Linked DNA regions of Homo sapiens: region 1 is linked to region 2. Evidence: read pairs that join two places in POLR2A ChIA-PET (ENCODE). Cell type or tissue: GM12878. All regions are shown on one strand.

Region 1 (5,000 bases), 220 kb before region 2:
TGCTGCAGAAAACATATGTGTGCATGTGTCTTTATAGTAGAATAATTTATATTCCTTTGGGTATATACCCAGTAATGGGATTACTGGGTCAAATGGTATTTCTGGTTCTAAATCCTTGAGGAATCACCATACTGTCTTCCACAATGGCTGAACTAATTTACATTCCCACCAACAACGTAAAAGCATTCCTATTTCTCCACAGCCTCGCCAGCACCTTGTTTCCTACTTTTTAATCGTCATTCTAACTGGTGTGAGATGGTATCTCATTGTGGTTTGGATTTGCATTTCTCTGATGATTAGTGATGTTGAGCTTTTTTTCATGTTTGTTGGCCACATAAATGTCTTCTTTTGAGAAGTGTCTGTTCATATCCTTTGCCCACTTTTGGATGGGGTTGTTTGTTTTTTTCTTATAAATATGTTTAAGTTCCTTGTAAATTCTGGATATTAGACCTTTTCAGATGGGTAGATTGCAAAAATTTTCTCCCATTCTATAGGTTGCCTGTTCACTCTGATGATAGTTTCTTTTGCTGTGCAGAAGCTCTTTAGTTTAATTAATTAGATCCTATTGTCAATTTTTGCTTTTGTTGCAATCGCATTCGGCCTTTTTGTCATGAAGTCTTTGCCCATTCCTATGTCCTGAATGGTATTGTGTAGGTTTTCCTCCAGGGTTTTTATGGTTTTGGGTTTTACATTTAAGTCTTTAATCCATCTTGAGTTAATTTTTCTATAAAGTGTAAGGAAGCGTTCCAGTTTCATTTTTCTGCATATGGCTAGTCAGTTTGCCCAGCACCATTTACTGAATAGGAGATCCTTTCCCCATTGCTTGTTTTTGTCAGGTTTGTCAAAGATGAGATGGTTGTAGATGTGTGGTATTATTTGTGAGGTCTCTATTCTGCTCCATTGGTGTATGTGTCTGTTTTGCTACCCATACCATGCTGTTTTGATTACTCATGCTGTTGATTTCTATTATAATGTCATTCAAGGTGAATGTGGGTTCATGGAGACTCAGACTAAACTTTAGAAGCTTGTTGAACTGTAACCTTTATCATCTACATAATTTACTCCAGAATGTCTTTGAAGTCAAACAGAAGCAGATACTTGGCTTGAAATAGATTGACTAGTTACTGACCCTTCAACATGCAAATCATGAAAATAAGACTTCTAGTTAGTTTAAGATATTTCTCCATCATGCATTATGGAATCCATTTAGTATGATTTAAAGAAGGGAGCACTTTTGTATGAACAAAAATATTTTGCTGCCTATTGTGAAGTAATTTTTCCTAAAATACAGCATTACAAAAATGCAATGTACATTTTTTTCAGTGCACTGTTAGAATTACAAGTCTGATAAGTATGTCCTGATTTTTATTGTTGTGGTTGTGTTGGTTTTTAAAACCTGATTTGTCTTAATAGGGGGTTAAATTGAAAGAATATAGTTGCTATTTCTAGAAATCGAGCAAACACTGCAGCTTATATAGGCTGCTTAGTCCAGTGTCTCTCAGAAGGGAGTTTCCATCCCTTCTTGCCACAGTTAAGGAGAGTGTCTAAGAGCAGATCTGGAGTCAAGCTGCCTGGGTTCACCTCTGTTTATAAGCTGTGTGATCTTGGCAAATTTCTTTTTTTTTAAAATATTAAATGTTTATGGGTACATAGTAGATATATATATTTATGGGGTTCATGAGATAGTTTGATACAGGCATGCAATGTGAAATAAGCATATCATGGTGAATGTGCTCTGTCCCCTCAAGCATTTATCCTTTTGATACATTTATCCTTTTGATATCCTTTTGTTACAAACAATGCAGTTACACTCTTTAAGTTATTTTAAAATGTACAATTAAGTTATTATTGGCTACAGTCACCCTACTCTGCTATCAAATATTAGGTCTTAGTCATTCTTTTTAATTTTATTTTTTTTGTACCTGTTATTCACCCCCACCTTCCCTACAGCCTCCCACTACTCTTCCCAACTTCTGATAACCATCTTTCTACTCTCCATGTCCATGAGTTCAATTTTTTTTCATTTTTTAGAACCCACAGATAAGTGAGAACATGTGATGTTTGTCTTTCTTTGCCTAGCTTATTTCACTTAACATAATGATCTCCAGTTCCATCCCTGTTGTTGCAAATGACTGGATCTCATTCTTTTTTATGGCTTAATGGTACTTCATTGTGTATATGTACCACATTTTCTTTATTCATCTGTTGATGGACATTTAGGTTGCTTTCAAATCTTAGCTATTGTAAACAGTGCTGCAACAAACATAGGAGTGCAGATATCTCTTCAATATACTGATTCCCTTTTATTTGGGTATATACCCTGCAGTGGGATTGCTGGATCATTTTTAGTTCTGTGAGAAACCTTCAAACTGTTCTCCATAGTGGTTGTTTTAATTTACATTCCTAACAACAGTGTACAAGGGTCCCCTGTTCTCCACATCCTCACCAGCATTTTTTATTGCCTGTCTTTTGGATAAGAGCCATTTTAACTGGGATAAGATGATATCTCATTGTAGTTTTGATGACATTTCTCTGATGATCAGTGATGTTGAACACCTTTTCATATGCTTATTTTCCATTTGTATGTCTTCTTTTAAGAAATATCTATTCAGATCTTTTGCCCATTTTGTAGCTGGATTATTAGATTTCTTCCTGTAGAGTTGTTTGAGTTCCTTAGGTGTTCTGGTTATTAATCCCTTGTCAGATTGGTAGTTTGCAAATATTTTCTCCCATTCTGTGGGTTGTCTCTTCACTTTGTTGATTGTTTTATTTGCTGTGCAGAAGGTTTTTAACTTGATATGATCCTGTTTGTCCGTTTTTGCTTTGATTGCCTATGTTTGTGGGGCATTGCTCAAGAAATTTTTGCCCAGACCAATGTCCTAGAGATTTTCTCCCATGTTTTCTTGTAGTAGTTTCATAGTTTGAGGTCTTAGATTTAAGACTTTAATCCATTTTTATTTTATTTTTGTATATGGCTGGAGATAGGGGGTCTAGTTTCATTCTTCTGCATATAGACATCTAGTTTTCCCAGCACCATTTATTAAAGAGGCTGTCTTTTCCCCAGTGTATCTTGTTTGCACTTTTGTTGAAAATGGGTTCGCTGTAGGTGTGTGGATTTTTTCTGGGTTCTCTATTCTGTTCCATTGGTCTATGTGTCTGTTTTTATGTCAGTACCATGATGTTTGGGTTACTATAGCTCTGTAGTATAATTTGAAGTCAGTTAATGTGATTTTTTCAGTTTTGTTCTTTTTGCTTAGGATGGTTTTGGCTATTCTGAGTTTTTTGTGGTTCCATATAAATTCTAGAATTGTTTTTTCTATTTCTATTCTTTGAAGAACGACATTGGTATTTTGATAGGGATTGCATTGAATCTGTAGATTGCTTTAGGTAGTGTGGACATTTTAACAATGTTAATTCTTCCAATTCCATGAACATGGAATAGCTTCCCATTTTTTTTTTGGTCTTTTTCAAATTATTTCATCAGTGTTTCATAGTTTTCATTGTAGAGATCTTCATTTCTTTTGTTAATTCTTAGGTATTTTATTTTATTTGTGGCTATTGTAAATGGGATAACTTTTTAAAATTTCTTTTTAAGATTGTTCACTGTTGGCATATAGAAATACCACTGATATTTGTATGATTTCGTATCCTGCAACTTTACTGAATTTATCAGTTCTAAGAGTCTTTCAGTGGAGTCTTTAGGTTTTTCCAAATATAAAATCATATCATCTGTAAACAAGGATAATTTGACTTCTTCCTTTTCAATTTGGATGCCCTTTATATCTTTCTCTTGTCTGATTGTTCTAGCTAGGACTTCCATTATTATGTTGAACAACAGTAGTGATAATGGGCACCCTCGTCATGTTTCAGATCTCAGAGGAAAGGCTTTTAGTTTTTCCCCATTCAGTATGATACTAGCTGTGGGTCTGTCATATTTGTCAAATATGCTTTTATTATGTTGAGGTATGTTACTTCTATATTCAGTTTTTTGAGAGTTTTCATCATGAAGGTATGTTGAGTTTTATCAAATGCTTTTACAACATCAATGGACATGATTGTATGGTTTTTATCTTTCATTCTTTTGATATCACATATCACATTGATTGATTTGCTTATGTTGAACCATCCTTGCATCCCAGGGATATATCCCACTCGGTCATAATGAATGATCTTTCTAATGTATTGCTGAATTCAGTTTGCTAGTATTTTGTTGACAAGTTTTGCATCAATATTTATCAGAGATATTGACCTGTAGTTTTATTTATTTATTTATTTTGATGTGTCATTGTCTGGTTTTGGTATCAGGGTAATACTGGCCTCGTAGAATGAGTTTGGAAGTAGTCCCTCCTCCTCTATTTTTTGGACTTTTCTTTACTGGGAGTCTTTATTATGGCTTTGATCTCATTACTTGTTATTGGTCTCTTTAGGTTTTGAATTTCTTCCTGGTTCAATCTTGGTAGATTGTATATATCTGGTTATTTTTCTGTTTCTTCTAGAGTTTTCAGTTTATTGGCATATAGTTGCTTGTAGTAGCCACTAAAGATTTTTTTAATTTCTCCAGTAACATTTGTAATGGATTTTATTTATTTATTTATTTAGAGACAGAGTCTTGCTCTGTCACCAGACTGGAGTGCAGTGGTGCGATCTCGGCTCCCTGCAATCTCCTCCTCCCGGGTTCAAGCAATTCTCCTGCCTCAGACTCTCAAATAGCTGGGACTACAGGCGCCTGCCACCATGCCTGGCTAATTTTTGTATTTTTAGTAGAGATGGGGGTTTCACTATGTTGGCCAGGCTGGTCTTGAACTCCTGACCTCGTGATCCTTTTGCCTCAACCTCCCAAAGTGCTGGGATTACAGGTGTGATCCACCACGCCCAGCCATTTTGACTTCTTAGTAGCCATTCTGACTGGTGTGAGATGGTACCACATTGTGGTTTTGATTTGCATTTCTCTATACGCCACAGTTACAGTGTTATAATATCCTGTGTTTTTCTGTGTACTT
Region 2 (5,000 bases):
CTCCCTGCCTGCAGGCAGGGTCACATTCACACCCTCCGACACTCAGAATCTGCTCCCTTTACAAAGTCTTAGAAAACTGAATCCCCGGACTGTCTCTACAGCCAATCTGGATGTTTACCAACACTCAGGGTAAAGAAATCATTCCTCCTGTCTAAGCTAAATGCCGTGAACTCTGATTTAGGCTCTTCTCTGATCCGTCCTCTTCTTCCTGTGGCTGTATATTCACTTTCAGGCAAGCAGGGAGTTATTTAGTTCAGTTGACCTATCTTTAAAAATGCATATTCCATAGGGGCAAATCCTTGGTATTTTGTATAGCTCATAATTGTGCTTATTCTCAATACAATAAAGGAAAGGTGCCACTTTTATAAAAGAATAACATAAACAAATAGATAAATCCTAGTATTTTACATTAATTATGCTCAAGGCCAAACTGAAGAGCAAGTACATATAGTATATTTGACTTATCTAGATATAAAACATAACATTTGTTAAGTAATATCCTGAAACAAGACACTGCATTCTACATGACATTTGATAAGATCTACTCATGCATGTATGTGGGAAAAAGCTGGATGATACATCCCTGTTCCCTTCATCTCCCCAGCTTCTCACTAGTCTTGACTGCATCCGACAGACCAGCTGGTCATCAGATTACTAGCATGAGAGCACTGACCAACAGTTAAGAGCAACCAGTCCAATAACCCCATCAGATTTTATGGTAGAAGTGGACCTGTCAGGCTACTGCTCTTTCCACCCCACTTTCTATGACCCTTGGGTGAATGCAGCAAAAAATCCTTAAATGAAGCTTCACAAATCCAGCTTTTTTTTTTCCCCCACCATCACTCCCACAGATTTGTTACCTGGTCCTTCCTACTTATCAGGTCTCTGTTCTGCTTATTCATCATACAATGGGCATACAATGTAAGATCTGTTTTTCTGTGGCTCCAAGAACATTTTAAAGTAAATCATTAGGTTTCCTGTGTACCCAAGAGATGACTTACTAGTTGTACCCTTGTCTTTAGAAATAAAGAAATCACCACCTGGGTAGTTGAGTTGTTGAAGCCAAACAGAGTTCCCCCCACAAACCCTTTACCAAGTCATAAGGCTGTGCAGTAGCTTTTGGAAATCTAATTGCCACCAATGCTAACTCATCCACAAATTCTGGGACCAGGTAGACAGGATCCATTTGAGGGTGGGAAGGGAGGAGGAGAGGGAAAGTGAGAGACAGCTGGGTGTATACAGATACATCGCGTCAGCTGAGAGATTACAAAGCAGTGTATTCTAACTGGAAACACCTTACTGGCACTTTGCACTAACAACCCCTCCAAAGTATAAGGAAGCCAAATGTTTCTAATTTCCCCTTATTTCTCCTTTGAAGTGTGAGTGAGAGATAGTAATACAAGTATGAGGTAGTTTGCGGGGGGTGGAAAAATTAGGTATTCTGAGACTGACATAATGACTTCTCAGGAATTTTACTTAATCAAGCTGAGATAGAATGATAATGACTCGAACCCTAATGGGTTTTTTGTTTGTTTTGTTTTTGGTTTTTTTTTTTTTAGATGGAGTCTTGCTCTAGTTGCCCAGGCTGGAGTGCAGTGGCACGATCTTGGCTCACTGCAACGTCTGCCTTCCGGGTTCAAGTGATTCTCCTGCCTCAGCCTCCCAAGTAACTGGGATTAGAGGTGCCTGCCATCACGCCTAGCTAAGTTTTGTATTTTTAGTAGAGATGGGGTTTCACCATGTTGGCCAGGCTGGTCTCAAAATCCTGACCTCGGGTGATCTGCCTGCCTCGGCCTCCCAAAGTGCTGGGAATACAGGTATGAGCCACTGCGCCAGGCCCCTAATGAGTTTTAAGATTAGATATTTCCTCTTTACAATCAAGATGAAACTGAAACTGCTGGTGGTGCCAGTGTGGTCAGCTGGTCTGCATCCACCCCACTTCTCCTGCCCGATTCTGATTACCAACAAGCCAAGAATATGACCCTTTGAAAATGTGTCTGCTAGCACTGAGCCGTCTATACTTCAGAGCTAAACAAACAGCCACCCACAACCTTAAAAGAGAGAACAGCAGCATACATTCATACCTGCCTACCAGGAAGCAAGCCAGCTGGGAATCTCCCGGACCCACCGATTGACACACAGTGACCTTCATTTCACTCCACTGTTGCTAAGTGAGCCTGAGGTGGGGGAAGGGCAATGGCGGATGTGAAGAAGAGACTTTTCCATTACACCACTGGGCAGGCAGCAAGGCAAGCAGGGTCAAATCAGGGCCAGGGCTTGGTAGCCTGAGTGTGTGTGTATATCCATGAGCATGCGTGTGTGTGCACGCTTGCATGTCCGTGGGCATGCACGTGGGTGTGCGTGCCTGTGCCTGCTCAGCCCTCTCCAGCATAGCTAATTGCTGCGTCTCTCCCCAGATCCAACTGCATCAACAGATGAGAAGCGATGCTGCAGAGCAGCACTGCAGGACTGCCTAAGGGGGTCTCCTCTGGAGAAAAGCTTGGCAGGCGCTAACCCAACAAGCATGGGTTTGTTAAAGGGAGAGACTGCACAACAAATACAATGCCATTTAAATTCACTTTAAAATTTTTAAAAACATGTTTCCCAAATGTCTCTTAAACATTTCCATGGAAAGCTAAGGTTTTATTGACTCCATGAAAATCTAAGTGTGCAAAGCATCCCTGTCATATCTGGAAATTTAGTGTCCAAAAAGAAGAAACTGCTGCTTCTAGTAGAAAGATAGGGCTATAAAAACCCTGGACCAGGTGCGGTGGCTCACGCCTGTAATCCCAGCACTTTGGGAGGCTGAGGCGGGTGGATCACCAGAGGTCAGGAGTTTGACACCAACCTGACCAATATGGTGAAACCCCATCTCTACTAAAAATACAAAAATTAGCTGGGCATGGTGGCGCGCACCTGTAGCCCCAGCTACTCGGGAGGCTGAGGCAGGAGAATCGCTTGAACCCAGGGGGCAGAGGTTGCAGTGAGCCAAGATCATGCCACTGCACTCCAGCCTGGGCGACAGAAGAAGACTCCCTCTTGAAAAAAAAAAAAAAGAAAAAAAGAAAAAAACAGAAGTTGCTCTCAACAGTTACCCTACACTTAATACCATTGGTTTTGCCACCATAAAGTACTATTTGCTTTATATATGTTTATCATCTCATTTAGTTCTCACAGAGCATATGATTCCCCACCCCCCTTTTTTTTCTTTTTTTTTTTTTTGAGATGGAGTCTTCGCTCTGTCACCCAGGCTGGAGTGCAATGGCACAATTTCGGCTCACTGCAAGCTCCGCCTCCCGGGTTCACGCCATTCTCCTGCCTCAGCCTTCCGAGTAGCTGGGACTACAGGTGCCCGCCACTACGACAGGCTAATTTTTTGTATTTTTTAGTAGAGACGGAGTTTCACTGTGTTAGCCAGAATGGTCTCGATCTCCTGACCTCATGATCCGCCTGCCTCGGAAGTGCTGGGATTACAGACGTGAGTCACCACTCCTGGCCCCACCCCTTTTTTTTTAACAGGAGACTTAAAAAAATTTTTTGTGTGTGTGTGGATATGGGGTCTTGCTATGTTGCCCAGGCTGGTCTTGAACCCCTGCCTTCAAAGGATCCTCCTGCCTCAGTCTCTCAAAGTGCTGGGATTACAGGCATGAGCTACCACACCGGCTGCAACACGACTTTGTAAGGAATATCATGTGCATTAAACGGCCACCATTGTTCAGGGCCAAGAAGCTGTACACATTCACCATTTTTTCTTACATTTCACTTCCATTCTGTAGTTTAGTCTCTCCTCTCAGATTTCATGTTTGGCCTCTCAGTTTATCCAATATTATCGCCATACAGGCCCAAATACACTCACTGCACAATTGCCACTGCTTGATATGGCCACATTCACACGTTATTGAGAAGAGATCCAACTACAAGGTATTCCGGTGTACAAAGGGCAGTCAATACCCAGTCAGGCTGGATTTGCATTCATGCCTCAAATTCAGCTGATAATATTATTAGTAAGTCTTTATATCTTTAAATCATATGCAAACTTTCACACCCACTAGGTGTATCTAACTCAAATTTACAATTTTCCCTCTTTAACTAAACATGAAAATGGAGGCTTTAAAGATACTAATGTGAAGCCAAAAAATTGTCAGGGTATTCTTAAACACACTGTTTGTCTGCATACTTAAGGAGTTATTTCCTATGCAAAATACAAACTTCTAACACGTACTCTGAAAAATGCCAAGGAGGGTCCTTGGCATTGAAAAATGCCAAGGAGGGTCCTCAGGCAACACAGGGCCATAAGGGGTGGCCCAAGAGCTGCACTTTGTGGCAGCCGGCACTCTGCTGGCCTGGCCTGATCAAGGTTCGGCACTCTGCTGGCCTGGCCTGATCAAGGTTACTGTCATTTTCATATGAATGTCATGTCCCTTGGTAAAGGCCCCCGAAAAACCCCACAGGGTAAGGCAGGTGAAGAGGAGGGGCCTGGCCTAGACTCTCCTGAAAGGTGATGGGGGAAGGGATGAGGAAAAGAAGAGACAGAAATTACCAGGCCAAAGAACAAGGAAGATGGAGGACTGAGGACTTTTCCTGTGACTCAGACCACAGGACAGGAATGCATTTTTCCAAGATGAGCCACCAGCATTCCTTTGGAGAAGTCAGGGTTTGTCAGGTCAGTCCAACTGCTGTGAGCACACTAAATATAGGTACTAAGAACATGTCTTTTAGGAAGGGGATGGAAGGAAGGGAAGGGAGGCACCGTGAGAGGGTGTTGGAAAGGACTGAGCACTTCAGCCAGTTGATTTACAGGCAAGGTCATTTCCAAGTCCTTACTTACAAGGTTGGGCCCTTTGGCTATTTCTTTTCCAAAGTTAAATTTTCCTTTCTGCAAAGGGCACAAAGAGAATTTTTAGTTTCATTAAAGGCTGACTCCTCAAAGTTTATATAGTCAAGGACCATTTTTTTTTTTAATCTAGGAAATTTCCTGAAGAAAATATTTGACTTTGTAG

What was found. Peaks named below come from ENCODE experiments on the same cell type or tissue, not always from the same donor. Only the 100,000 strongest peaks of a DNase experiment are listed, where the experiment ranks them.
Region 1: POLR2A ChIA-PET joins it to region 2 with 5 read pairs; 6 of 35 experiments call an interaction of 5 or more read pairs at or near these places.

The regions. Positions count from the first base shown.
Region 1 is chr1:169,330,276-169,335,275 of GRCh38, reverse strand. All of the region lies in intron 1 of NME7 (NME/NM23 family member 7), which reads left to right. Among named protein-coding and RNA genes, the nearest start is that of NME7, 35 kb to the left of the region's middle. In GM12878, no CTCF peak of the experiment used is centred here; no DNase peak of the experiment used is centred here.
Region 2 is chr1:169,113,408-169,118,407 of GRCh38, reverse strand. The region is part of intron 2 of ATP1B1 (ATPase Na+/K+ transporting subunit beta 1); the gene reads right to left. Among named protein-coding and RNA genes, the nearest start is that of ATP1B1, 9.2 kb to the right of the region's middle. RefSeq lists enhancers at 1,816-2,005, 1,612-2,231, 3,835-4,477, 4,483-4,777, 4,230-5,000 and a silencer at 4,483-4,777. In GM12878, no CTCF peak of the experiment used is centred here; a DNase peak (open chromatin) is centred at 2,137; H3K27ac peaks cover 211 bases.